Linked DNA regions of Homo sapiens: all the other regions are linked to region 3. Evidence: chromatin contacts called from ENCODE Hi-C or POLR2A ChIA-PET data. All regions are on one chromosome and are shown on one strand. Each heading gives the region's core, a stretch centred on a gene start or an enhancer-like site at or near the end of the contact. The rest is flanking DNA. Distances are from core to core; before and after follow the strand shown.

Region 1 (2,500 bases), core at 1-2,500, 2.6 Mb before region 3:
GAAGAGATCTTAGAACACCTAGTTCAAGCCCATCATAATAACAAAAAAGGTAGTTACCGTCCAGCACTTGCTACGTACCAGAAAGGCAATGCAGGAGTCAACTGGACACATCCAACAGATCTGGGTTCAAATGCCAGCTCTTCCACTCCCCAGTGATGTCATCTTAGTTAACTCACTTAAATGGCTAAGAACCTCGGTTTCCCCACACGTTATATGGAGAGAAAATAACCGTACCTACCTCGGTGGATGTTAGGAAGGTTAAATTAACGCAAGGGAAACACTTGGCGGTGTCTGGCACCTACTAATCATTCAATTACTGAGAGCTACTTATTACTGGCTCTGTTCTTCGTTTCAGCTTTTACAACTACTACTATTAAAGGTAGAAATTACATGAAATCATGGAGCAGAAAGAACTCTTTGCTGGACATTTAGGCTGTTTCCAATGTGTCACAATTATAAACAAGGCTGCAGAAAACACCCAGTACGCCTCGTTTTGCACACTTAAATGAGTATTTCTGCAGGACAGAGTCCTAGAAAGGAGCTTGCAGGGTCTATAGGTGTGTGCAATTTACACTTTTATACATAACGCAAAATTATCCTCCGCTTAAGGCTTTACGTAGATTACCTTACGCTAAGATTCAGGTGTACTATGAGCTAAGTACTATCGTGATCCCCATTTCTTAGAAAAACTGAGGCTCAGAGCGGGGAATCCCCTTGCTTGTCAAGCTCAAAATCACGACTGTCAGATTGAGGTCGCCGATCCCTCGGGGCAAGACTCTCAGAGCTGGGTAAACTGAGCCACAGAAGCTGGACGCCTGGCTCAGCGTCGTCCTGGGTCTAGGACCTCGCGCCGCCCGGCCGCCCGACCCCGGCCTCTCACCTGCCGCCGCCGCCGCCTCCCCGGCCGCCGCCCCTCCGCGCCGAAGCCGGAGCAGCTCCCCAACTCCCACAACCCAGAGCGCCCGTGCCTCAAGGGGAGGAGGCGTTGTACTTCAGGCCAGCCAATCAGAGCGCGCGAGCCCGGAGTACCTTTACCAATAGGCTTGAACATTGGTCAATAGGTGTTGCAGCCAAGCCGACACGGGTTTTCCCGCCCCGCTCCTTCCGTTAAACCAATGGGAAACAAGTCCCTGGGAGTGTCCCGCCCTGGGGTGAGAACTGCGAACCAATAAAAATTGAAACCTGAGCGGTGGCGCGGCCAGCTGTGGGTGGAGTCACCCCGCGGACTGGACGGGAACCTGGCGGGGTCAGGTCCCGTCAAGCAGCCTGGCTCATGGCTGTGTGCGGCCTGGGGAGCCGTCTTGGCCTGGGGAGCCGTCTTGGCCTGCGCGGGTGCTTCGGCGCCGCCAGGCTCCTGTATCCCCGTTTCCAGAGCCGCGGCCCTCAGGGCGTGGAAGACGGGGACAGGTGAGTGGCTGGCGGGAAGGGCAACTCGAACACCTGCCGTGAATCGTGGTGTCGTCGCCATGGGTACGTCACACCGCCGTGAGGTCACCGCGGCAACCGTCAGGTGACGTCTCCACGCTGTTCTGACGTCACCATGGCAACGTGGGCCACGTGGGCGCCAGAGACCAGGTAGTCTTTGCCTAAGTCCCAATGAAGTCCCGCTATCATCGGGCAGGGCAGGGCATATCCCATGTGGGCCAGGAGGGCTCTCGACTCAGATTGTGACCAATCTCCAAAGCAGTTTATTCCCCAGGTCCCAGATACACCAGCACCTTCTAAAGATGGCTTTCCTCATATTCCTTGAAACTTGCACCTCAACCCAGACCTCAGAACCTCTAGAGTACCGTGGATTAATAATGGATTAATTTAGTTCACAGATCCAGGAAATTAACCTTCGAATGGGCTTGTAATGTCACATTTTAATTTTGAGCTATGTCCTTGAGTTGTTTACATTGTTTTTTGAAAATGCCACTTTTTGAGCTGTATTTTGGCAATTCTTCATCTCTGAGTACACTCGAAGCCTCATACTATGGAAGTGGCTCAGGTTTCTTTTCCTGCAAGAGGCCCTGAGTTGGTGGAGTATAAGATAAAAATTTGGGTAGGATAGAGTTAAGAGTCCTAGCTACTTGGGAGGCTGAGGCAGAGGATCACTTGAGCTCAGGAGTTCAAGGCTGCAGTGAGCTATGATCATGCCACTGCACTGCATTCCAGCTTAGGCAACAGAGCAAGACCCTGTCTGTGAACAAAATAATCATAGGCCAGATACGGTGGCTCACGCCTGTAATCACAACACTTTGGGAGTTTGAGGCAGGAGTATTGCTTGAGCTCAGGAGTTCAAAACCAGCCTGAGCAACATGGTGAAACCCGTCTCTACCAAAAAAAAAAAAAAAAAAAAATTAGCTGGGTGTGGTGGTATACACCCGTGCTCCCAGCTGCTCGGGAGGCTGAGGTGGGAGGATTGTTTGAGCCTGGGAGGCAGAGGTTGCAGTGAGCCTAGATCGTGCAACTGCATTTCAGCCTGGGTGACAGAGTGAGACCCCATCTCAAAATAATA
Region 2 (4,836 bases), core at 766-3,265, 2.9 Mb after region 3:
CAGGAAACTTTGGGTTTTAAGTGAAGTGGAAACATTTTCTATAAAGCTATAAAATGTGAAGTTTACATTACTTGAATAATATTACTTGAATAATAGTTTACTTGAATAATACATTACTTGAATAATATTAAAATGTGTTAAACAATGTTAGTAATGTTGCAATCTTTTGAAAAATTATGAACAATATCATTATTAAAGCCTCAGAATGAAACAATATTAAATACACTTACTTGTAACTCATATAACTCATTGCTGTATCTTCCATATTCAACCATTCCCCCAAATACTAATATTCTGGTACCATCACAGACAAATCCATGGGCAGCACAGCCTGGAGGGATATCTCCTCTAACAGCTGGCAGAAACCACTGATTCGTAGCTAGTTGCCAAAATAAAATGAAAACCGATTATAACAAACAACGGTTATCATATACTATCAGCAAATATATATCATCAATATCAGTGGGTCTCAACTGGGGATGATTCTGCCCCCCAGAAGACATTTGGTAATGTCTGGTGACATTTTTAGTTGTCACAACTGGAGGGGGCTGTTACTGGCATCTAGTAGGTAGAGGCAGGGATGCTGCCAAACATCTTACAATGTACAGGGCAATACAGGGCAGCTTCCCCCAACCTCAACAAAGAATTACCTGGCCCAAAAGGTCGAGAGTGCTGCTGTTGAAAAACCCTGATCTGTATCATTTAATTCTTACAAAACGCCCTGCTGGGTGAGTATAAAAATCTCTATTTTACAACTGAAAATTGTGAGGCTTAAAAAGGTTTGGTAACTTTAGCGCTGATCCTGGGCAACCGGCAGAGCAAGATTCAAATCAGGTCTAATTTGTTCCAAAGCCAGGGATTTTACACTAAGACCAAAGTGTCAGTAACTTTTTACCTTCATATGCTGGGGCGCTGGGAGGAGGAGAGGGTGAAAAAAATAAAACTTCTCAGACTCCACTATTTTGTTAACCTTCAAATTATTCCTGTGATTAAGTTGTTTGATCAAAGAAAAGTTATCGGTCATGAAGTAGACCCAAAATTCCATCACTGTCTTTACACCAAACAGATTTCTTGTGACAGCCTGAGCATTTACAAGGGGAAAAAAAAATTAAATCCAGTTTCCTTTCTATTCCACAGAGGTCCTCAAAGATAGGGGCTCCCTGCCCAGGGGCACTTGTGATCTGCAGTGGTGCTCAAGTTATGACAGTCCTCTTTCCGAGGGCCAGTCCAGAAGGGCGTCCACACCGAGTATGCAGACACAAGGCCGCCTCACCACGTCCCCGCCGCTTTAGAGCGCGGCTCACGGAGGGGCTCTTGACCGTTACCTGCCAAACACCGGGTTGTATTTGAGGCGAGAGTGCCAGAAGGCCTCTCGTTTTCCCTCCTCACCCCCTAGATGGTCTTCCTCCTAAGGAAGGAAGGCAGGCAAAGACGGGAAAGGCCCTAAGGAACTTTGGTTTGGAGTGGGTTTTGTTTTTTGACAGAGGCGAGATTTCGGGGAGTGGCCCAGGCGGTTGGACATGGTCTTCTGTCGCCTGCGTCCGCCTGTCGGGCTGGGGTGGGGGCGTCCGGGATCCCCCGCCTGAAGGCCGGTGCGCCCCGCTCGGGGTCCGTTGCGCCCCAAGGGCCCCGGAGATCCTGAGCTGCGGTCCGGGACAGAGCTGCCGGACCCGGGCTGCCCGGCTGAGCCGCGCTCCCCGCCGCCCGCCCAAGGAAGCAGTGACCGGGCGGTGACAGCTGTCAGGGCCGCGGCCGCCGCCTCGCCTCCCCTCCCCCTCCGCAGCTCCAGCAGGCGGGGCCGACGAGCCGCCGCCGCGCCTACCCGTGTTGTAGACGTGCAGCTCATCCGCGATGCCCTCATTTCCCCCTCCAAAGATGATCATCAGCTCCCGGATGGCCACCGCTCGGTGTCCGTGCCGGGCGCGGGGGACCGGCCCCGTGAAGGAAGAAACTCGCCTCCAGTTGAGGAGGCTGGGAGCCGCCATCTTCCCAACCCCCGCCCCTCTGCCCACAATGCACCGCTCCCGCCTCAACCGGCTGCTCCCTGGGGAGGGCGGGGACCCGCCTCCAGCTGTGCTGGGGTCACGTGGCCGCGGGCGCCGGCGGCCAGGCTGGAGGCCCGCGGGCAGTGGAGAGACGCTGGGGAAGGGGGGTCCTGACAGGGGAGCCCCGCCCCCACCCCAGGCGACTTGGCCAGCGGCCACCCGGAGCAACGCACCTTAGGGTGGAAGGACGCTTCCCACTGACCACGTCTCCCATCCCCACCCAGAGCCTCCCGTTCGGTATTTTGGGAAGAAGCCACAGCATCTTCCTTTACGTCCACTTTAATTGAGCATCTAGGATGTGTGGGCGAGGCAGTCTCACAAGCAACGTGAGAGAAGCTCGGGTAGAGGTTCGAAGAGCTGGGAGCGCAGGGCGGGGACCTCGCACGGGAGGGTGCGGGCGGGAGCCTGCCTCGCGAGCCCGGGCCACGGCGGCTGCTCCCGACCGTGACTGGGACCCGGGCAGGGAAGGTCGCTACAAAGCCTGCCGGGCGAACCGAAGGCAGCTTTGTGCGGAGCCATGCCAGGAAGCTTGGGAACCGTGAGCCACAAGAGGTATTTTTGGTTTGTTTGGCTTAAGCAGAGGAGAGATGGTTTTCTAGGTTTCTGTTTCATTGCTAGCTAACAAGTGAGGGCTGTCCACAGCCTGGCATGCCCTAAGTGCCTCATGTGTATTAACTCATGTAATCCATCCAGCAATCCAGTGTGGTGGCTCCTGTTATCTCCCTTTCATGGACGGGGAAATGAGGCACAGTGCAGTAAGGTAATTTTCTGATGGACACAAAGGAGAGGTGTTGAAAAAAAAGACTGGGGCCAGGATTCCAACACAGGGCTTCTGATTCCAGAACCCCCAAGCCCTTATATCATATACCATACTGCCTCTGATAGCAGTCATATCCAACCATTATACCATACTGCCTCTGGTAGCAGTCATACGCAACTCTTTATTTTTATTTATTTATTTTAGATAGGGTCTGGCTCTGTTGCCGGAATGCAGTGGCGCGATCAGAGCTCACTGCAAGCTCGAGCTCCTGGGCTCCAGTGATCCTCCTGCCTTGGCCTCCCAAAGTGCTGGAACTACAGGCATGAGCCACCGCACCCAGCCAATGCAACACTTAATAAGGCCTAGCTGCCCTGTGATTTGGTCCTACACATAATCACACAAGTCCATTAGGAATAAAACTGCACTGCATATGGGATTCATGCCAAATGAGTAGATTTTAGCCACTCTTGCCACAGAGACACAAAAAGGGTTGGTGGTAACTATATGAGATGATGGATATGTTAATATGCTTCACTATAGTAACCTTGTGACTGCCTGTTTCAGCTGTCCCCAACCTTTTTGGCACTAGGGACCGGTTTCATGGAAGACAATTTTTCCACGGACTTGGCAGGGGAGTGGGTGGTATGGACTTGGCAAGGGGATGGGGGCTATGGTTTTGGCATGAAACTGTTCCACCTCAGATCATCAGGCATAAGATTCTCATAGGGAGTACACAATTTAGATCCCTCCTATGGGCAGTTCACAGTAGGGTTCGAGCTCCTATGAGAATCTAATGCGCGGTTGATCTGACAGGAGGCAGAGCTCAGGAAGGTCATGGGGGTTCCGAACAGGCCGAGGACTGGTTGCTGGGGACTGGGGACCCCTGGTCTATATGATATCAACTTCATATTGTATATCTTAAATATCCACAATACAAGTTATTTTTTAAAATTTTAATTGAAAAAGGACTGGGCATGGTGACTCACACCTGTAATCCCAGCACTTTTGGAGGCTGAGACAGAAGGATCCACTGATCCCAGGAGTTTGAGACCAGCTCGGTCAAGATGGTGAGATCCCATCTCTATTTTTATTAAAGAGAGATAAATAAGAGATACAAGTCCAGTGGAAGAAAAAATTGAAAGCAATTTAAATCCCTACCTCAGATTCTCAAGAGGTACTCAAAGGAGAACACAGACACTGTATAGTAAATTTCCTAAAACTCTTTTTTCCTCTTATTTTACCATTTTCAATTTCTCTTATATGCCTCATTCACCCAACTCCCTTAAACCTCAGCATGCTTCTCCACCTTCTCATCTATCTAAGCTTTTTTTGAGAGATAACTCTCTATGTTTTAAAAAGGAATTCTCAGGACGGGTGCGGTGGCTCACACCTGTAATCCCAGCACTTTGAGAGGCCGAGGAGGGCAGATTACCTGAGGTCAGGAGTTCGAGACCAGCCTGGCCAACATGGTGAAACCCATCTCTACCAAAAATACAAAAATTAGCCGGGCGTGGTGGTGCATGCCTGTAATCCCAGCTACTTGGGAGGCTGAGGTAGGAGAATCACTTGAACCTGGGAGGCAGAGGTTGCAGTGAGCCAAGATGGTGCCATTGCACTCCAGCCTGGGCAACAAGAACAAAACTCAGTCTAAAAAACAAACAAACAAACAAAAACCCCAAAAGGAATTCTCACTATTTTTTTTAGCTTCTGCTTCTTAAATTCTCCCTCTCACTGAGTATTAACCCATTTTTTTTTTTTTTTTTGAGATGGAGTTTTGCTCTTGTTGCCCAGGCTGGGGTGTAATGGCGCCGATATTGGCTCACTGCAACCTCCACCTCCTAGGTTCAAGCAATTCTCCTGCCTCAGCCTCCTGAGTAGCTGGGATTACAGGCATGCACCACCACGCCTGGCTAATTCTGTATTTTTAGTAGGGATGAGGTTTCTCCATGTTGGTCAGGCTAGTCTTGAACTCCCAACCTCAGGTGATCTGCCCACCTTGGTCTCCTAAGGTTCTGGGGTTACAGGCATGAA
Region 3 (4,942 bases), core at 1,442-3,941:
TATTGTCAAAGCCACTTAAAACCACCTGTTATTCAACAGTAGGTGCCAATTTCCCTATAATAGAAAAAGACGACTATAAATGAATTAGCTAAATTCTTCTACATATTCTACCTAAAAGAACTTTACCACATCCTCACTCCCATGTTTTAGCTTTTTTGCCAAATAACTGCAAAGAGATTCAAAAATATATGTATACAGAGCTTTACAACATATACACCAACAAGCAGAGTACATTAAAACTCCAGCTTACTGTTTTTATGTTTTTCTAGTTAAACCAACTATCAAGAAGAGTCTGCTTTTAAAGATGGCCCCTGCCCATTAAATCAACAGCAAATAGGCTACAAGAAATGCTCTCAATCTAGCAAGGAAGAAAAGGTCATCTGCCAGTAAAACTTGTAAGTGCCCACTTAGACGAGTAATAACTGACAGTGTCAAAATGGCAATTTTTAAGGGTTATCCTTAAATGAAACATTAAGCAGAATTACAATACTCTATTAAACCAGAGAACCAGTAAACCATCTTCACATTATTTCAACAGATATTTGCATTCCTACTATGTGTCAAACATTCTATTAGGCACTGAGGCATCCTTGTGAACAAGCATACAAAGGTCTTATTCTCAAGATGTTTATATATAATCCAGTGAGATATCTTCCGGAAATAGAAAAAGAGCAAATACCGAATAACTGAAACAAAGGTAAAGATTTTCCTGTAGTTAAAAAAAAAAAAATCAAACCCATGCACACACAAAGAAATCTGTATATTTGTCCAATGTAGCAACCGTTATAATTTCTAACGATGCTTTCTATAAATGGACAAATTTTTACTGAACTTGGTTTCTGGTACATCTGTTCTAACAAAGACTAAAGAAATGAAAGTGGAAAAAGCAAAACAGGATGCATATGGGTTTATCAAAGGCTACTTCTCCCTTTCTTTTTAAAAAGTTAAGCATGGGCGCGAGCGCGCACACACATACACACACACACACACACACACACACACACACACACACACACACACGGGCGCGCGCGTTTACCTGTTGGTGTTGTATCGATATTCCTGGGGAACCCCTGAGGGCACTCACACCAGCAGAAGTTTCAAAGGCTAAACAATAGCATACAGCAAATAATCACATATAGCAAATATTTTCATTTGGAATTAGCACAGTGTTCACAAGGACGCAAAAATCAAATTAAGAACCCTTCCCTTTTCTCTAGGTGTTTCTAAACCCTTCCGGGTGGCCCCTTCTCTCCCTACTGATCCCTTTAGGCACTAGCAAATCTTTTTTTTTTCTTTAGCAGTGAGTGACGTGGCAGGAGGCAGAAAATGACCCTGGAGGCGCCGTGGCTAGCACTGAGCTTGGCACCTCCTCCCTCCGCTCCACGTTGTACACCCAGCACTCCCCCCACTCCCGAAGGGCTCCAGAATTTCTATGTAAGAAGGGTTTAGGACAGGCGATCTGATTGGAAGTGGGAGCTGGGGGGTCGGTCTTGAAGCTGCGTGTGCAGAGCAGGCAGTTTTTATTTAGACTGGGAGGCAGTGACGGCACGGATGGGTGCTCCAGCCCTCCCTGTCACCCCTGGGCGCGGCCAGCACCCTCTCCATTCCCACTTTTACTTTAGGTTAGGCGTGGAGATACAGCCTTCCTACCCAGGAAGAGCTATGGGGGTGTCCACTGGGAAAAAGTCTTGTGTGCCTGAACCCAAAAGGGAGGTTTAGCAACAGGTCAGGAGTTGGCAGGGCGAGGAAGCCCGGTACCCAAGCCCCTCCGCTGCATCCCTCTCCCAGGCTGCTGATGCCCCTCACCTTCCTCCTCCGCCCCCAACCCCGAACCCCCAGATGCTAAGAAGTCAGGCGGAGGCTTTCCAGGGGTGCGCAAGCTCCAATCGCGGCGGGGCAGTCAGCGACGTATAAGGAGGAGTAGCCCCAGAAGCGAACCTCCATCCGCCCCCAACTTCGTCCCGCCCCTCCCCCTTTCCCGCTGGGGCCTCGCCAAGGCCCCGCTGGGCAGCCAGGCCGGGCACTGGGAGGTGAGGGGCAGGGGCGCCGACGGCAGAGGGCGACGGAGGAGGGCAGGAAGCCGGGACTGCGCCCCTGCCCTCGCATCCCGACTCACTCACCGCCGGGGTCGCGGCCAGCGCTAGGGCTGGGGCCGGGCGGAGTGAGCGGGCCGGCGCAGAGGAGAGCTGAGGCGGCCTGGGCGGCAGCGGCGGCCGGCACAACCCCGGGCAGTCGCGGCTCCAGAGGCGTCCTCTCAGGATGTGGAGCTGGAAGACTGTGGCGGCGGTGGTGGAGGCGGAGGCCTCTGGCTGCGGACGTGGCGCCCGACGCGACCCGCCCCCTCCGCCGCCTCCTCAGCTCCCGCCTCCTCCCGCGGCTCCAGTTCCGACGCGCACGCGCGCTCGTGCAGCCCGGGCCCCTCCCGCGCCCACCGGGCACACGCCCACCCGTTCTCGCAGGGTCCGGCCCTCCCAGCAGTCCCCAGCCGGCTGTGTCCCAATTGCGCACGCGCGACGCTCCGAGGCCCGCTCCCGCCCCTTCGCCCCCTGGACGCCTCCGTGGGAACCCCCGGCCGGCCTGCGCGCCCCTCCTCCGGGGGTCTCCCCGCCTTCTTCCCGCCACCATCCAATCAAATCGGGCGAGGGGCGCGAAGCCCGGGAGACGCGTAGGCCGCGGCCCCCAGGCCCGGTGTTTTGACGTCGGCGGTGCCCGCGTTCCGCGCCGAGTAACGGTCTTCGGAATTCAGAGCCTTCGCCTTAGGGAAGGTGGGACGGTCGCCAGTTTCTCCAGCACTTTCTTCGTCCAGGGACGTCAACCTCCCTTGCATGCTGTCCTCAGGGACTGACAGCGGGGCCTGCTCAGAAGTTCTCGTCGGGACTCTCTACAGGCCTTTGTGATTAAGTGCTAGGGGTGAGGAGAGACGTGGCTTATTTATGTGTTTTTCAGTTTGTTATGATTTTTTTTTTTTTAATTTTACTTCTCCCTGCCCTAGAATTGAGCTCCTTGAGAGTAAAAACCCGCCTGGGTCGCCATCACCCTAGGCTTGGTGCAGGGCCTGCCAGGCGCTCGAATTTGTTGAAGAGGTGGGTGTTCAGTATCGAAAGAGCCGCGGATTGTACATTAGAAAGCCTGGCTTTGCGCCGCGTCCTTGCCACTTGCTGACCAGGCCCCTCCACGTGGTCCCCGCCGGGGCAGCAGCTCTCCTCACCCGTCCAAAGGCACGGGGAGGCGCGTGGCGGCCCCGCCAGAGCTGAGCCCCCTGGGATGTGAGGCCGTCTCGCTCTGAGCTTCAGAGCAGGGTTGCAGGAGACACCTCAGAAGGTCGTTTTGAGGACGGGAGGAGATGAACTGCTCAAAGCCTGCTTAACTAGATAAATGGTATCGATTAACTTTTCTTTGACTCCCTTTCCACACCTATAAAATGAAGATGACGGGAAACTTGTCATACTTTTTTTGTGGTGGGTGGGAAAGGTCTTTATGAACTGTGAAGTCCTATGCAAACGTGAGATGTTTCCTTTCGCAATCTGATTAGCGAAGCAAAAACACGCGAGTCAAAAACATACACAGAAAGCAAAAAAAAAAAATTCACAAAATGGTTTATCAACTGCAGAATATTCAGGATGGTGGAACTGAATGGTAACTACTGACAACATAGCTCAGAAAGGACGTGCTAAAACATGCTGGATGAAGCTAACTTTGATCCAGGTCTTAAATGGAATGGACTATAGTTTATAGCTTCAACCTAATCATTAACTTATGAAATCAGAGAATTAAGGCCACTTAAGCCACTGTGCTCAGACTGTCAAGATATTTAGTTTCTCAAAGCAGAAAGAGGAAATTAAATACTCTTGTCAATTCAACATATGGGTTGGATGATTAGCAGGATCCGTGGATTGTTGTTTATCCAGTATGTGAAGAAACGGATATCCTCTGTTTTCTCGTTATTACACAAACTTCTATCCTTAATATGTGACCTTTCAAGGTTGAACTCTAGGTAAAATTATGAAGTGCACAATTACGTCTTGTTTCTTCTTCCCTTTGCACGTCGTTTTACAAGAGAATCTAATTATTATTAAAGTACAAATGACTGACAAGATTGTAGCCACTCCTGGGAGATTTTGCATTTTTACGGTTATTAAAAGCCATAACTCAAAGCAGCAGTTGAATCTGTTTCATAAACTAACTAAGATTTAAAAGAGCTCCTTTGGGAGGTCATGAGTTCATCAGAAACTTCTGGTGTAGGAGTTCAGCCTATAAAACAAACAAATACATGACTTGTAGTATTTCTTCGTTTTATAGTCTGAACTCCTCTAAGTTCTTGATTCCCATTCTGTGACCTCCCTTTCTTAGATTGTTAAAATAAAATACAGATGACTCACGCCTTTAATCCCAGCACCTCGGGAGGCTGAGTCGGGAAGATCACTTGAGCCTAGGAGTTTAAGACCAGCAAGGGCAACATGGGGAGATCCCATCTCTTAAAAAAATAATAATAATAATTGAGCATGGTGGCACCCTCCTGTAGTCCCAGCTATTTGGGATACTGAAGCAGGAGGATTGCTAGAGCCTGGGAGGTCAAAGCTGCACTGAGCCGTGGTCACACCACTGCATTCCAGCCTGGACAACAGAGTGAGACCCTGTTTCAAGAAAAATAAAATGAAACATTTATTTCTGGATGTTATTTTGAAAGATTTTGTCATGTCTTAATGAGCCCTGGCCACGTAATCACAGCATTTTGGGAGGCCAAGGTGGGAGGATTGCTTAAAGCCAGGAGTTTGAGACTAGCCGGGTCAATATAGTGAGACCCTGTTTCTACAAAAAATAAATAAATAAATAGCCAGGTGTGGTGGCACGCACCTGTAGTCCTAGCTACTTGGGAAGTTGAGGCAGGAAGGTCACTTGAGCCAGGATTTCAAGGCTGCAGTGAGCTATGATTGTGCCTCTG
Region 4 (4,577 bases), core at 955-3,454, 2.1 Mb before region 3:
AATCCTGGCTTTGCTATTTCATTTGGCATCACTTCACCTTCTAAGCCTCAGTTTCCTCATCTGTACAATGGGGACAATCCATAAGACCTACCTCATAGGGCTGTTGTGAGGATTAAATAAGTGTGAATGCATACAGTACATAGTAAGAACTTAATAAATGTTAGCTGCTACAAATTAAGCATTACAATCTCAGGATCATTCATGAAAGCTATTCTTTCTTTTTTTCTTATTTTTATTTTTATTTTTTTTTGAGACAGTGTCTTGCTCTAGTTGCTCTAGTGCCCAGGCTGGAGTGCAGTGGTGCCATCTCAGCTCAACACAATCTTCACCTTCCGGGCTCAGGTGATCCTCCTGCCTCAGCCTCCCAAGTAGCTGGGACCACAGCTGCACACCACATGCCCAGGTAATTTTTAAATTTTTTTGTAGAGACAGGGTCTCACTACATTGCCCAGGCTGGTCTCGAACTCCTGAGCTCAAGAAATCCACCTGCCTCAGCCTTCCAAAGAGCTGGGATTACAGGTGTGAGCCACCATGCCCAGCTGGTGAAAGGTATTCTTGAAGTTTCTTAATACATCACTGTGCTTTTACACGATACGTGAGTTCACAAAAGTGCCTGGAAAGATTATAAAGGACTGTCATGGAAGTGCTAAGGTGCTTTACCAGTGCTTTAAAATCCCCTAATCAAACACTAATATTTAAGGGTACATACTCTCTGCCAGGCCCTGTGACAATCTTACCTCATTTTTAAAACAACCCCACAGATGCAGGTTCTACTATCACTTTCATTTTTATAGCAGAAGAAACTAAGAGCCCAACTTGGTCACAGTGAGTGAAGGAACATGGCTCTGAATCATGCCTGTCTGTCTCCCCAGGTCTGTGCTTAAAACCACGAAGTTCAAGATGGAAACTGAAGGGAAGAGTGTCAAGGGGATGGGAGAGAGGACTTGTCCATGACTTTGGCAGCATAAGGAAAAAATACCCAGGGACAAGTGGCGACTTTGGAAACTCCATTCCTCTGCAAAATGACATCACGAGGAGAGTGGTGGGGCCTGCGGATGAAAAGATCTGGCTTCTCCTCCCAACTCTGCTATGAGGTCAGCTATGGGGCCACACTTCCTATCTACGGAATGGGGGCACTGGACAGGATAAGTATCGAGGACTTTCAGCCCTGGGATAATAAGCTCTTTAAACCTGCTCCAGTTCCAGAGGAAGCCGACCTGAGCAACAGGTCTCAGTCATTTGGGGTCAGCAGTGGGGGAGGGGGTACTCAGTTCTGAAGCCTGGAGCCCTTGGGAGGGTGAATAAGAGGGAAATGGGGGCCCTGACAGGATTGGGGACCCAGGCAATCGAGGAGTCCTAACAAGAACGGAGGGCTTTAACAGGACCAAGCAACCTTAACAGGTTAAAGGGGCCCTGACCAATTTAGAGACCCTTGCAAAACAAGGGCCTTTACTCACACTAACAACATCAGGGACCCAGACAGAAGTGGCGATCCATATTAGACTAGAGGGCGGGCTAACAGGAATAGGGGGCGGTACTAACAAAACGCGGGGCTCGCAGGCCCGGGGCACTTATAGGACTAGAAGAACCGTGCCAAGGTTGGGGAACCCTGGCAGTCCAGAAACTGATATGATTGGGGGACCCAGAAGGACTGGGGGTATACTAGAAGGATTGAGGGGTCTTGGCAGGCCTAGGAGGCACTGAAAGGACTGAGGGCACTGACAGAATTAGGGGCCTTGACAAGACTGGAGTGCCCCGGGTGTCCTGGGAACAATGACAGGAGGGGGAGGGACTGACAGACCTGGGGAGTGCAGACAGAATTGGTGTTGCCGAAGGACTGGAGCCCGTCAGTCCTCCCACCTACGGGCCCAGGCCTCCAACCCTAAAGGACGCAGAACCTTCCAGAATGCCCGCGCGGGCCCTGGAGACCCCAACTAGGGCATGAAAAAGCCGTCACGGGCCCAAGCTGGGGACCCTGGTCCCGGCCTCTTCGGCAGCCCCGCCCCCCAAAATCTCACCTGACGGCCGCCCCGGTCCGCAGGAAGCGCTGGATGGCCCTGTCGGCCGCGGTCATCGCCGCCTCGGCCCGGGAGCTCAGCATTGCAGCCGCACCGGAGGCCTGAAACCGTCTCCTCCGCTACCGCCGCCGCCGCCGCCGGACCGAGGGATACGACGGTTCCCGAGACAGCGGAACCTGCGGCCGCAGTCCCAGCACCTCGGGGGAACGTAGACCGCAGGACAGCTCCCAGGGGGACCGGAAGTAGCTGCCCCCGGAGAGCAATAGCTGACGGACCACGTCCTTTCTTTCTTTTCCCTTAGCAACAGGCCCCGGCGTCGGTTGCTACGCTGGGCTCAGTTGCCTGGGGCTGCTTGGTTTTCAGATTTGCTTAGGCTCCATTCATAAATACAGATGGCACACTTCTAGGATGGACCCTGGGTCATGATTTGAATTTTTCGATGTGGGGAAGGGAGGCCAACAGCCGAAAGTCGGGTCAGGCCTCTGCTATAATTAGTTATTATTGTGGCCAGAGTGGAAATAGGTCGCAGAGGAAGGAACTTTAATGAGCATGAGGCCCATCTCTGACGATATCAGTAGAGAAATCAACGTCTTTAATAGCCAACAAACTTATTGTTTACTTGGGTGCCAGGTATAGAGCTAAGTATGTTACATTCATTATTTACATTTAATATTCACACCAACTCTAACATTACCCACATTTTACATCCCAGGGAACCCAGGAAATTTGAAGAAATAGTAAGTTTTTTGACGCAGCTTGTAAGTGGTGAAACAGAGATTGGCAGTTCGGTCTGTCTGTCTCCAGAATGGCACTCTCCAACAGAAATATACAGGAGCCACATAGGTAATTTTACATTTTCCAGTAGCCACATTAAAGTGAAAAGCAGGAGGTAGGCCAGACGCCGTGGCTCACGCCTGTAATCCCAGCACTTTGGGAGAACGAGGCTGGTGGATCACCTGAGGTCAAGAGTTCGAGACCAGCTTGGCCAACATGGTGAAACCCCATCTCTACTAAAAATACAAAAATTAGCCGGGCGTGGTGGCAGGCTCCTGTAATTCCAGCTACTCAGGAGGCTGAGGCAGGAGAATTGCTTGAACCGTGGTGGTGGAGGTTGCACTGAGCCAAGATCATGCCACTGCATTCCAGCCTGGGTGACAGAACCAGACTCCATCTCAAAAAAAAAAAAAAAGAGGTCAGGTGCGATGGCTCATACTTGTAATCCCAGCACTTTGGGAGGCCGGGGGGTGGGGGTGGGGGGCACGGATTGCTTGAGGTCAGGAGTTCGAGACCAGCATGGCCAATATGGTGAAACCCCGTCTCTACTAAAAAATACAAAAATCAGCCAGGTGTGGTGGCGCGTGCCTGTAATCCCAGCTACTCGGGAGGCTGAGGCGGGAGAATCGCTAGAACCTGGGAGGCGGAGGCTGCAGTGAGCTGAGATCACACCACTGCACTCCAGCCTGGGCAACAGAGAGAGATTCAGCATCAAAAAAAAAAAAAAAAAAAAAAAAAGCAAGAGGTAAAATTAATTTTAACCATATTTTTTCCTTGACCCAATATGTTCAAAATATTGGGGCAGGTGCAGTGGCTTATGCCTATAATCCCAGCACTTTGGGAGGCCAGGTGAGAGGATGGCTTCAGGCCCAGAGTCCAAGGCCACCTGGGCAACATAGCAAGAACCCATGGCTACCGAAAAACAAAGAAAAGAAAAACAAAATATGTCATTTCTATGTGAAAATTATTGATGAGATAATTTACATTCTTTTTTTTTTGAGATGGAGTCTTGCTCTGCCGCCCAGGCTGCAGTGCAATGGCACGATCTCGCCTCTCAGGTTCAAGCGATTATCCTGCCTCAGCCTCCTGAGTAGCTGGGATTACAGGTGCACACCACCACGCCCGGCTAATTTTTTTGTATTTTTAGTAGAGACGGGGTTTCACCATGTTGGTCAGGCTGCTTGAACTCCTGACCTCGTGATCCATCCGCCTCGGGCTCCCAAAGTGTTGGGATTACAGGTGTGAGCCACCGCGCCCGGCCCATTATTTTTTTGTTTTTTGGTACTAAGTACCTCTCAGTTTGGAGTACCCACTTTTCATGTGCTCAATAGCCCCAAGTGGCCAGCAGCTACCGTATTGGACAGCACAGTTTATAAAGCATTAGAGCCAGCAAGATTTTTCCCTCCCTTTCAATCGCTTTCTCCGACTCCAGACTGAGTAATTGCATTCATGCTGGGGGTGGTGTCGCATACCTGTAGCCCCAACTACAGAAACAAAACAAAAGAAATCAATGCATTAGATCAGTAGTTCTCAAAGTTTTTGTTCTCCGGATCTCTTTGTACGCTTAAAAAGGATTGAGGGATTTTGTTTATATCTAACTGTACTCTGTTAGAAATTAAAATTGAGAATTTTTGTTTCCTTAAAATTGAGGTATATAGGTATATCTTGTTTTTTTGTTGTTGTTGTTTGTTTTTGAGATGGAGGCTCGCTCTGTGGCCCAGGCTGGAGTGCAGTGGCGTGATCTCAGCTCACTGCAAGCTCCGCCTCCCGGGTTCAAGTGATTCT
Region 5 (4,674 bases), core at 2,006-4,505, 2.7 Mb after region 3:
CTTGCATTAGCTCATGACCTACTTTCTACTTTAAGAAAATAGCATCAATCAGACAGAACTCCCTTAACCAGCAAGCTGCCATATTCTCTGCCTTCACTCTTATTATTTCCTGATGAGAAAAAAAGTGGTAGGTAGTGAAGTCAGGAGTAGCCAGAGGTCAGACCCATTATCAGGCCACAGTCAGGATTTTGGATTTCATTTTATTTTTATTTATTTATTTATTTTGAGAGAGAGAGTTTTGTTCTTGTTGCCCTGGCTGGAGGGCAATGGCACTATCTCGGCTCACCGCAGCCTCCGCCTCTCAGGTTCCAGTGATTCTCCTGCCTCAGCCTCCTGAGTAGATGGGATTATAGGCATGTGCCACCACGCCTGGCTAATTTTGTATTTTTAGTATAGACGGGGTTTCTCCATGTTGGTCAGGCTGGCCTCCAACTCCCAACTACAGGTGATCCGCCTGCCTCGGCCTCCCAAAGTGCTGGGATTACAGGTGTGAGCCACTGCACCCAGCCTGGATTTCATTTTAAATGTGTTAAGAAGCCAGAGTGTGAGGCCGGGTGCAATGGCTCACGGCTGAAATCCCAACACTTTGGGAGGCGGAGGCAGGTGGATTACGAGGTCAGGAGTGCGAGGCCAGCCTGGCCAACATGGTGAAACCCCGTCTCTACTAAAAATACAAAAATTAGCTGGGCATGGTGGTGGGCGCCTGTAATCTCAGCTACTCAGGAGGTTGAGGCAGGAGAATCGCTTGAACCCAGGAGACGGAAGTTGCGGTGAGCCGAGATCATGCCATTGTACTCCAGCCTGGACAACAAGAGCAAGACTCCGTCTCAAAAAAACAAAAACAAAAACAAAAAAGACAGTGTGAAGAGAAGAGAAGGAAATGATTGTTGTACATTCAAAGAATTGCTGTTATGTGGAGAATAGTGAAGTCCAACTTCACTTGTGTATGGATTCTCATCTTTTATTTCCTTCTTAATATTAATGAACATCACTCTTGAAGTTAGCCTCCCTCTCTGGCATCATCAATTGCTTGTTCTCTACCTGATCATTTACATCATCATACAAATGCATTGTTGTTTTACCATTTTAAAAAAGCCTCCCGACCTGGTGCAGTAACTTACACTTGTAATCCCAGCATGTTGGGAGGCTGAGGCAGGAGGATTGCTTCAGGCCAGCAGTTCAAGACTAGTGTGTACAACATAGCAAGACCTTGTCTCTACAAAAAAAATTATAAAAGTCAGCCAGGTGTGGTGGTACCTGCCTGTAGTCCTAGCTACTTGGAAAGCTGAGGTGGGAGGATCACTTGAGCCCAGGAGTTTGAGGCTGCAGTAAGCCATGATCATGCCACTGCTCTTCAGCCTGGATGACAGAGCAAAACTGTTCCCAAAAAGAAAGAAAAGGCTCTCATGATCCCATGTGCCCCAACCCTTGCAGTTACCACCACCCCATTTCATTGCTCTCCTTCACACACACACACAAAGCTTTTCTGAAAGAGTTCTTTGTACCTTGAAGAAGAATAAAGTAGGGTAGGGAAGTCAGGAAAGATCTCAGAATGTGATGCTTGAGCAGAGCCCACAGTGCTATGAGGGAACAGGCCATGAGAGTACCTAGGGAAGAAATCTTTCTAAGCAGAGGAAAGAGGAGGTACTTGTGAAAGCTGATCATAAAATTGGGTCATTCTTGTCATTCCCAATTAAATCAGAGCCAAGGGGCTAGGGGGAAAAGCACTCAGGGTACAAAACATTGCTCCAAGAATGTAATTCTCTGCAAGCCTGACTGCTGAAACTGCCTGTTGTAACCTGAGACCAGCTTTATCTATAAATGCTAAGAGAACTTGCTGAAACTCTAGGACTAATTTTGCCCACTGCCATCACTCACCAGAGCTTGCTAGCTCCCCAAACCCTAACTAGTCCCAAAGAACTTTCTTGAAGAGCAATATGTAACAGCTCTCCTGTTTCTAAAACCTCTAACCTTCTCTTTGTTCTTCAGACATACTGAAGACCACCCTGTCTGCATATATGCCCCAAATTGCTATTCTTTCTTTCCAAATAAAAAATTTTAATTTAGAGACTTGTCTCACATTTTTATTCTGGCTTCAACATACTAAAGCCCTAAGCTAGGAGTCTGCTTGACTTATCCAAGAATCCACAAAGTAACCAGTATGTCTAAAGCCTAATGAGTGAGAAAAAAAGTGGTAGGAAGTGAGGTCAGAGGAATAGCCAGGGGTCACATCCATCATCAGGCCATAGTCAGGATTTTGGATTTCATTTTAAATGTGGTAAGATGCCAGAGTGTGAAGAGAAGAGAAGGAAATGATTGTTGTATGATAAAATAATTGCTCAGTTGTGTGGAAAATAGGCTAAGGAGGGCAGGGACTTAAAAGTGGAGATATGGCCGGGCTCGGTGGCTCATGTCTGTAATCCCAGCACTTCAGGAGGCTGAGGCGGGCGGATCACGAGGTCAGGAGATTGAGATGAGCCTGGCTAACACAGTGAAACCCCATCTCTACTAAAAATACAAAAAATTAACCGGGCGTGGTAGCAGGCGCCTGTAGTCCCAGCTACTGGGGAGGCTGAGGCAGGAGAATGGCGTGAACCCGGGAGGCGGAGTTTGCAGTGAGCCGAGATCCCACCACTGCACTCCAGCCCGGGCGACACAGTGAGACTCCATCTCAAAAAGAAAAAAAAAAAAAAAAAAAGTGGAGATATGGAGATATACAGACCTGCTAGGAAGTTACTGTCCTGGTCCAAGCTAGAGATGATAAAGGCTGATTAGTGAGGTTAAAAAATACATTTGAAGGTAAAGCTAATTGCACAGATATATGTTGTACAGTTGTACAGATGGATGGAATAAGAGATGTAAGAGAAAGAGAATCAATGATAACGCTAGATTTCTGGCTTTAGCAATGGGGTAAATAATAGCACTCTTCAATGAAAAGCAGGAACACCCAGAGAGGAGGAAGAAAGATGGGAGGTGGGGGAAAACAATAGTTTGGGACAAATCCATAGTATGGGTTAACAGATCTATTATTATCCAAATGGAGAGGTTGACTAAGCAGTTGGATATGTAAGTATGGAGTTCAAGGGAGAAGTCAAGGCTAGAAATAAACATTTGGTGTCAAACATAAAAGATATTTAATACCATGTGTATTAGTCACAGCTCTTCAGAGAAACAGAACCAATAGGATACATGTATATATAGAGAGATTTTTTTCTTTTCTTTTTTTTAAAGAATTGACTCACACAGTTGTGAGGGCTGATAAGTCTGAAAACTCCAAGGCTGGCTGATAGGCTGGAAATTCAAGCAGGCATTGATGTGGCAATCTTGAGACTAACGGTGGTCTGGGTGCAGAATTGCTTCCTCTTTGGGAAACCTCCATCTTTTCTCTAAGGTCTTCAACTAATTGGATGAAGCCCATCCACATTATGGAGGGTCACTAGCTTTACTCAAAGCCTACTGATTTCATTGTAAGTCACATCTAAAAAATACCTTCACAGCAACATCTATGCTTTTATCTGCCAAACAACTGGGCACCGTATGCTAGCCAAGTTGACACATAAAATTAACTGTCACTCCATGGGACTAGATGAAATTACCCAGGAGTTAATGTATTTAGAGAAATAAAGATGGCCCAGGACAGAGCCCTGGCACGCTCAAACTGCAAAAGGGGAAAAGAACCCAGCAATGGAGCCTAAGAAGGAGCTGGCAGGAGGTAGGAGGAAAACCAAGACTGTGTGGTGTCTCAGAAGCCAATGAAGAAGTGCTCCAAAAAGGAAGATCAACTATTTCAAGCACTGCCAAGAAATCCTATAAGGTAAGGGCTGAGTCATGGAGGTCACTTATGAAAATGGTGGTAGGTAAGAAATCCTAATTAGAAGAAGTTCAGCAAGAAACAGAAAATAAGGAAATGGAGGGAGTAAGTATAGGCAACTCTTAAAGGGGTTTTGCTATAAAAACAAAACAAAACAAAACAACAATAGGAAAGGAGCTAAAGAGGGATGTAGGATAGAGGAATTTTTTTTTTTTTTTTTTTTTGAGACAGAGTCTCACTCTGTCACCCAGGCTGGAGTGCAGAGGCACGATCTCAGCTCATTGCAACCTCTGCCTCCTGGGTTCAAGCAATTCTCCTGCCTCAGCCTCTCGAGTAGCTGGGACTACAGGTGCATGCCACCACACCCAGCTAATTTTTGTATTTTCAGTAGAGAGAGGGTTTCACCATGTTGGCCAGGCTGGTCTTCAACTCCTGACTTCGTGATCCACCCTCCTCGGCCTCCCAAAGTGCTGGGATTACAGGGGTGAGCCACCGTGCCTGGCCAGACTTTTTGGTTTTTTTGGTTTGTCTAAGAAGGAAATTATTACAGCATGTTTTTATGCTAAAGGAATAATCCAGTAGAGGGAACTTTGGCAATTTCCAAAGAAGGAGCAAAAAGAGATAATTGCAGAACCAAAGTCTGTTGAATATACCCTTATTATGCAGTGTAGACTTTGAAGTCAAATCCAGGTTCTATTACTAACTGCAAAGCCAAGTTACTAAGCCTCTCTGCTTCTTCATCTTCTTTCTACAAGGCCCTTTGTGGTCCTTCCACCCCTTCATCTCACCCAAACTTCTCCTCAATCCCCATGATTCAGTCATTAGCTTGCTTTCAGTCCCTGTAATTACTGTCCTCCCTCCCA

The links. Hi-C counts contacts between places; a loop is a spot of excess contacts on that map. ChIA-PET counts read pairs that join two places held with the same protein, here RNA polymerase II (POLR2A). Pooled maps may share reads with other maps.
Region 1: a map with no recorded cell type shows a loop between it and region 3 (10-fold over the local background). The contact joins the promoter of MMAB here to the promoter of TMEM263-DT in region 3. A Hi-C loop is called at or near these places in 1 of 37 single-sample maps with no recorded cell type and 6 of 50 pooled maps. POLR2A ChIA-PET finds 5 or more read pairs at or near these places in 1 of 52 experiments (GM12878).
Region 2: a pooled map shows a loop between it and region 3 (7-fold over the local background). The contact joins the promoter of HCFC2 here to the promoter of TMEM263-DT in region 3. A Hi-C loop is called at or near these places in 7 of 50 pooled maps.
Region 4: a map of naive thymus-derived CD4-positive, alpha-beta T cell shows a loop between it and region 3 (7-fold over the local background). The contact joins the promoter of USP30 here to the promoter of TMEM263-DT in region 3. A Hi-C loop is called at or near these places in 1 of 168 maps with a recorded cell type or tissue (naive thymus-derived CD4-positive, alpha-beta T cell) and 7 of 50 pooled maps. POLR2A ChIA-PET finds 5 or more read pairs at or near these places in 1 of 52 experiments (HEK293).
Region 5: a map of CD8-positive, alpha-beta T cell shows a loop between it and region 3 (8-fold over the local background). The contact joins the promoter of TXNRD1-AS1 here to the promoter of TMEM263-DT in region 3. A Hi-C loop is called at or near these places in 2 of 168 maps with a recorded cell type or tissue (CD8-positive, alpha-beta T cell and naive thymus-derived CD4-positive, alpha-beta T cell) and 8 of 50 pooled maps.

What each region holds. Positions count from the first base shown.
Region 1 is chr12:109,572,254-109,574,753 of GRCh38, reverse strand. MMAB (metabolism of cobalamin associated B) reads left to right here and starts at 1,250. Exons shown (of 9, transcript NM_052845.4): 1 at 1,250-1,407. The coding sequence starts at 1,274. It overlaps MVK (mevalonate kinase), which reads right to left and starts at 960. Exons shown (of 11, transcript NM_000431.4): 1 at 881-960. RefSeq lists silencers at 720-949, 970-1,099 and enhancers at 859-1,358, 1,359-1,860.
Region 2 is chr12:104,061,710-104,066,545 of GRCh38, reverse strand. HCFC2 (host cell factor C2) reads right to left here and starts at 2,015. Exons shown (of 15, transcript NM_013320.3): 1 at 1,823-2,015; 2 at 231-379. The coding sequence starts at 1,985. It also overlaps a transcript of GLT8D2 not described here. RefSeq lists silencers at 1,639-1,778, 1,999-2,168, 2,150-2,319, 2,329-2,488, a cis regulatory region at 3,896 and an enhancer at 3,812-3,981.
Region 3 is chr12:106,953,244-106,958,185 of GRCh38, reverse strand. It overlaps TMEM263-DT (TMEM263 divergent transcript), which reads left to right and starts at 2,691. Exons shown (of 1, transcript NR_185933.1): 1 at 2,691-4,673. TMEM263 (transmembrane protein 263) reads right to left here and starts at 2,279. Exons shown (of 4, transcript NM_152261.4): 1 at 2,121-2,279; 2 at 1,037-1,104. RefSeq lists enhancers at 1,332-1,391, 2,321-2,615 and a silencer at 1,892-2,651.
Region 4 is chr12:109,050,203-109,054,779 of GRCh38, reverse strand. USP30 (ubiquitin specific peptidase 30) reads right to left here and starts at 2,204. Exons shown (of 13, transcript NM_032663.5): 1 at 2,019-2,204. The coding sequence starts at 2,101. USP30-AS1 (USP30 antisense RNA 1) reads left to right here and starts at 815. Exons shown (of 2, transcript NR_038996.1): 1 at 815-1,094; 2 at 2,042-2,739. RefSeq lists enhancers at 808-1,177, 1,511-2,010.
Region 5 is chr12:104,279,424-104,284,097 of GRCh38, reverse strand. It overlaps TXNRD1-AS1 (TXNRD1 antisense RNA 1), which reads left to right and starts at 3,255. Exons shown (of 2, transcript XR_007063431.1): 1 at 3,255-3,814. All of the region lies in intron 3 of TXNRD1 (thioredoxin reductase 1), which reads right to left. RefSeq lists a silencer at 1,733-2,027.